2 separate regions of the Homo sapiens genome follow, and region 2 is linked to region 1. The links are chromatin loops, found by intact Hi-C in ENCODE. Cell type or tissue: gastrocnemius medialis. All regions are shown on one strand. Links, peaks and the distances in the headings refer to the core of each region. The heading gives the core; the rest is flanking DNA. Region 1 overlaps SDC4 (syndecan 4). Region 2 overlaps JPH2 (junctophilin 2).

What was found. Peaks named below come from ENCODE experiments on the same cell type or tissue, not always from the same donor. Only the 100,000 strongest peaks of a DNase experiment are listed, where the experiment ranks them.
Region 2: it touches region 1 in a loop (5-fold over the local background); 2 of 110 quality-filtered maps call a loop at or near these places.

The regions. Positions count from the first base shown.
Region 1 is chr20:45,335,589-45,338,390 of GRCh38, reverse strand. SDC4 (syndecan 4) reads left to right here. Exons shown (of 5, transcript NM_002999.4): 2 at 2,471-2,609. Among named protein-coding and RNA genes, the nearest start is that of SDC4, 11 kb to the left of the region's middle. In gastrocnemius medialis, for the core only: no CTCF peak of the experiment used is centred there; DNase peaks (open chromatin) are centred at 446, 970 and 1,630; H3K4me3 peaks cover 530 bases; H3K27ac peaks cover 2,500 bases.
Region 2 is chr20:44,179,725-44,182,526 of GRCh38, reverse strand. The region is part of intron 1 of JPH2 (junctophilin 2); the gene reads left to right. Among named protein-coding and RNA genes, the nearest start is that of JPH2, 6.1 kb to the left of the region's middle. RefSeq lists enhancers at 1-351, 1,258-2,164. In gastrocnemius medialis, for the core only: no CTCF peak of the experiment used is centred there; DNase peaks (open chromatin) are centred at 756, 1,536 and 2,456; H3K4me3 peaks cover 1,823 bases; H3K27ac peaks cover 2,500 bases.

The sequences.
Region 1 (2,802 bases), core at 235-2,734:
TTTCTCCCGGCTAGATTGACCCCCCTACTTAACAGGGCTCCCTTGGAGCCTGGGGCAGGCTGGTGACCCCGTGTACATATGTGTTCATGCGTGTGTTTATGTGTTTGTGGTTAAATGTCCAGGTCAGTGAAGCCTGGGTTCTGGCCCAGTGTGGCTACTTCCTGCTTGTGTGGCCTTGGACAAGTGACTTTACTTTTCTGAGCCCTTGTTTCCATCTCTGCAAAAAGGGACTATTAAAAGGACCTAGACAGGCTGTGTGCTTGGTTAAGGCCTGTCACTTGGGTTCTTGGGGGATTTGCCACAGGAGATGGAGGTAGGAGCACAGGGACCCTGCCCTTAGGTATAGGCACTTGGGCAGCCATGAGGAGCCTTCCTCCTGCTCTGCCAAACCAAAGCCACAGGCACGGGCTATGTGCGGGGGCTTGAATTCCAGCACCAGCAGCCCGGCAGCTCCTGATTCCCGAGTCATGAAGTCATCTCTGAGCAGCACTTAACCTCTCTGGCTTTCCACCCCCACGGGTGCCAAGCGTTCAGCATTCTCCCCACTCCCCGGGAGAGAGTGATTCCTGGCCACTGCCTTCCTTGTGGCCTGACCCCGCTCCCTTCCGGGAATCCAGCATTCTCCCTCTGTGGGGGTGGAAGAGGGTGCATGAGGGTCAGGTTCCACCTGCCTCTCCCCAGAAGCCCAGTGGGGAGAGTACAGGAGTGGCTCTGAAGCAGCTTTCCTGGGCCTCTCCTGCAATGATAATAACCTTATCTTAGGGACAGATGTTCCTTCTCAGACACCCTCCTTTGTCAATGGCAGTCTCAGCTGAGTGAAGGACTGCCTGGGGTGTCCGAAACAGAGACCTGACCTCTTTCTATCCTGAGTTATGTAGCGAACGCTCTGTGTGACCTTGGGCAAGTCCCTGCCCTGTTCCGGGCTCAGATTCAAGTTGTGTGAAACGGGAGGACAGGAGCTCCTTGGGTCCTGGCATTCTGTGATTCTAAGCAGACCCCCAGCTCCTGCAGTTATGGCGTCTGGAGAAGATGGGAATGTCTTTCAGCGGGAGGGGCATGGTGTATTGAACTTAATGAAAAACCCCAACTCTCCTGGCAAATACTAGGCACTTTAGTGTTTGAATTAATTAGTAGAATAATGAACTTTGCTCAGAGCTGCTGTTCTCTGGGCAAACAGAAGCCTGAGCCCAGAAGCTGGAGGAAGGGTGATGGGCATCCAAATGTTTCCTGTGCTCTTGAGGGTACATTGTTCCCACTCGGTGGAGCTACAGGATGGGAGCAGGGTAACTGATGTACTGTAGGGCTGCCCGGGACCTTTGACACTTTCTTTTGGCAAGCGGTTTGGTGGGAGTGGACCTGAGACTCTGTCCTGATCAGCTGTGTCTCCACAGGGTAGTGGCTGAGTGATGATTATGGGTACTGGAGTGGATGGTCTGTGAGGGTAGGGATTGTGCCTCTCGGTGTCTGCATGGTGCTGGCAGCAGAGTAGATCTGTGGGAGATGTTTGGAAGGCAAGACTGAATCCAGGAGTACACTCCTGAGTCATCAGGTCTGGGCAGCGCCCTGACCTGAGGCTGTCTTAGGGTGTGCGTGAGGCAGCCCTGTCTGTCCCGGCCCAGACTGACTCAGCTGGGAAAAGTATCCTGGACTGGGCAAGACCAGAACCAGGAGCCCACTCCCTGTCCTGTGTGAATCAGCTGCCACTGCATCACAGAGCCCTGGAGTGTAGCATCCCAGGGCCCTGTGCATGGAGACTCCTGGCTCTGAAGTCAGGCAGCCCTGCGTATGCAATCCTCGCTCTTCCATCTGCCAGCTGTGTCACCAAAAGAAAATGACTCCCTCGGCTGTAAAAAGAAGTGAATAACATGCCTCCAGAGTTATTAAAACAGGGCCCAGCACATAGCAAGTGCTCGGTAAAGGATATCTAGCCATATTAATAATTTGATTATTACCTCATTTACTGTTTTTATTTTTTTTGAGACGGGGGTCCCACTCTGTAGCTCAGGCTAGAGTGCAACGGCGTGATCCTGGCTTATTGCAACCTCCGCCTCCCGGGTTCAAGCAATTCTCCTGTCTCAGCCTCCCGAGTAGCTGGGACTACAGGCGTAAGCCACCACGCCCAGCTGATTTTTGTATTTTTAGTAGAGACGGGGTTTCACCATGTTGGCCAGGCTGGTCTTGAACTCCTGACCTCAAGTGATCTGCCTGCCTCCGCCTCCCAAAGTGTTGGGATTACAGGTGTGAGCCACTGTGCCCAGCCTCATGTACTATTTTTATTTGCCCAGAATGGAAAGAGACTTGCCTAAGGACACGCGGTGAGTTAGAGGTAGAGTGGGATCCAGGACGCAGGTCTCCAGGCCCTGGCCTGGTCTCTTTCTAGTTTCTGAATGCCCACTTCACTAGCTTTTGGGCATCAGCTGTCATGGAGCACTGGGGATGTTGGCTGATGTGTCTCCTTTCTTTATCTTAGATCCGAGAGACTGAGGTCATCGACCCCCAGGACCTCCTAGAAGGCCGATACTTCTCCGGAGCCCTACCAGACGATGAGGATGTAGTGGGGCCCGGGCAGGAATCTGATGACTTTGAGCTGTCTGGCTCTGGAGATCTGGGTACGGAAGGTGTGCTGGGCAGGCGTAGGCACAAAGCTGGAGGGAGTGGTGGCTTCACCAGCCAGGAGGGTGACCATGCCTTGAGACTTGGATTTTTGTGGGACTTTTCCTAGAGTGCCCTTCTTCCTTCTCAAAAAAAGGGGAAACAAAAGTAATGGATTAACCTATTCCATCCCTGAGAGCCCCTGGGGAC
Region 2 (2,802 bases), core at 249-2,748, 1.2 Mb after region 1:
CTGGGCTGGATCACACAGGCTTTGCAGGTCCTGGGTTTTATCCCAGGTGTGCCCAGGAGCTCTTCAGGCCAGGTGACCAGAAGCCCTGCTGCCTTGGTTTGTCAGAGCCCCAGACTTCTCCCAGATGAGATGACCCCACATCCAGCGGCCCTGGAAACCTCACAGATTCTCTTTCCCAAGCCACACACGAGGTGTAACTCTCCAAAATTAGACGTGGCCACTGCTTCGGAAAATCTCTTTAATCAACCTGTCATCAGTCCCCTGAGGGTTTGTTAAGGATCTGCACTCACCCTTTGCCCCGACGTGGGTATCACTGAGGGGGATGTGGACAAATAAGATCCTGTGATTAGGAACGGCTGGGAGTCAGGCAGCCCTGGGTCATTCTCCTGGCCCTGCCACATTATTTAAACTCACCAAACCTTAATTTCCTTGTCTATAAAATGGACCTATCCTAATCTCTCAAAAGACTTCTCCTGGGATGAATGAGTACTTAGTAAATGGTGGTTGCTCTTATTACTATTACCTATTATTAATTCATCCAGTAAATATTTATTTAGGGACTCCGATGCAGCTAGCCCCGCGCTACACCTGCGGCGTAGGAATAAGCAGAAGGGAAACGCTCCCTGTCTTCACAGCAAATCTAACAGGAAATTGTCCTGCTGTTCTGTGTTGGGTGCTAGGCAGGGACAGACAGGGGAGTAACAAAGCCAGAGTGGGCAGCTGACCAGACGCAGGCATTCAGGGAGGCTTCCTGAAGTCAGCTGCAAGCCAAGCCCCGACATATGTGCAGGAGTGAGCCAGGTGACGAGGGCGGAGGGAGACTCCAGGACGAGAGGACAGAGCATGCAAAAGCTGGGAGGTCCAAAACTTGCCATCCAGCTAGGAGATAAAGCTGAAACTTGCATTTTATCCTCAAAGGTTCAGAAGTCTTCTTCACTGCCCTCCTTTTCTTGCAGTCAAATGCTACAAAGGAAACAGCAGTCTTCCAAACTGGAGAGGACAACGCATTAGTGGATGGTGAAGTCAATTCAGTGGGTCACGACCTGCATTTTTCAAAAGGAAAGAACAGAACAGAATAGAAAAGTATCGGAGTATTTCACAGAGAATAAGATAAAGTATTATTTTCTGAAAGATTTATTCAGTTGGCGAGATACACATATATATGCACACACACAATGTGTGAGAGTTCGTGTGTGTTTAAAAGTGTCTGCATGTATGTGTGTTTTGCAATGTAAAGTGTGTTTCTTACTGCAAGTCATGGTCCAAAAAGTTTGACACTCATTGTTCTAAGGTGACTTGACTTGGCGTCTTCTTCAAAGCCCTGTCATTCCCATCTCGCCGACCCCTCCCTGTCCTCTAGGCTTTCTCTTTGGTCTGAGGATAAGCTCTCCAGCTCTCGCATGGGAAGGGGAAGGTGGGGCTGGTGCAGGAGCTCTGGCCTCCCAAACCCTGTTGTAAGCTGCTTGGCACCCCTCCCCCTCCTATAGCCCTCATTCCTCCCCTGGCCATATATAGCAAAGCTAAAAACAGCTGCTGACTTAAAGCATCCGCACATGCCCCAGCCCTGAAAGAGTTATGTGCCTGTTGCGTGGCTGGCTGGCTGTTCCCACCGAGACACTCGCGGACTCTGGACCTCCTAGAGTCCTTAGTGCTTGTTATTTTCTGAGGTTCTTGGTCCTGGGGCCCCTGCGTTGGCCTCAGAGACCCATAAATACCCTGAAACTTCAGGCGTGATGTGAACATACGTGCAAGACTATCTGTGTTTTTCTGGGAGGCATTTTCTCACATAGTCTCAGATTCTCCAAGTCATCTCTGGCTCAAATAAGTTCCAGAACCACTGATGACTTTATTAATCCCACCCCAAAATGTGCACTGGAAGAATCAAGCCCAAAGTTGACTTTTTTCCATAAAGCTAATAAAAATAATAACAGTAAGGCCAAGGTGGGCAGATTGCTGGAGCCAGGAGTTCAAGACCAGCCTGGGCAACATGGTGAAACCCCATCTCTACAAAAAAGAAAAATACAAAAATTAGCTGGACATGGTGGCACATGCCTATAGTCCCAACTACTTGAGAGGCTAAGGTGGGAGGATCGCTTGAGCCCGGGAGGTCGAGGCTGCAGTGAGCCATGATCACGCTACTGCACTCCAGGCTATGCAACAGAATGAGACACTGTGTCAAAAAAAAATAAAATAAATATAATAATAATAAAGATAGTTAATATTTTTGGAGTGCTTACTAAGTCCCAGGCACCATTCCTAGCACTTGAGGTACTTGAGGTATGTTATGTTACTTATTTATTTATTTTTTGAGACGGAATTCCGCTCTTGTCACCCAGGCTGGGGTACAATGGCGCAATCTTGGCTCACTGTAACCTCTGCCTCCTGGATTCAAGCAATTCTCCTGCCTCAGCCTCCTCAGTAGCTGTGACTACAGGCATGTGCCACCATGCCCAGCTAACTTTTTGTTTTAGTAGAGACGGGATTTCACCATTTTGGCCAGGCTAGTCTTGAGCTCCTGACCTCAGGTGATCCCCCTGCCTTGGCCTCCCAAAGTGCTGGGATTACAGGGGTGAGCCACTGCACCCAGCCTGTTGTATTGTTTAAACCTTCACACAACAACCTCATGGAGAAGTAGTTACGGCTCCTGTTTTACATATGAGGAAACTGACATGGAGATCATGCAAGTACCTCACTCAAGGTCGTCCAGCTAATAAGAAGCAGAGATGCAATTTGATAATAATAAGTGATCATTAAACATTTTGTAATATAAATAAGTATTTTAAATAATAAATGGTAAACAAT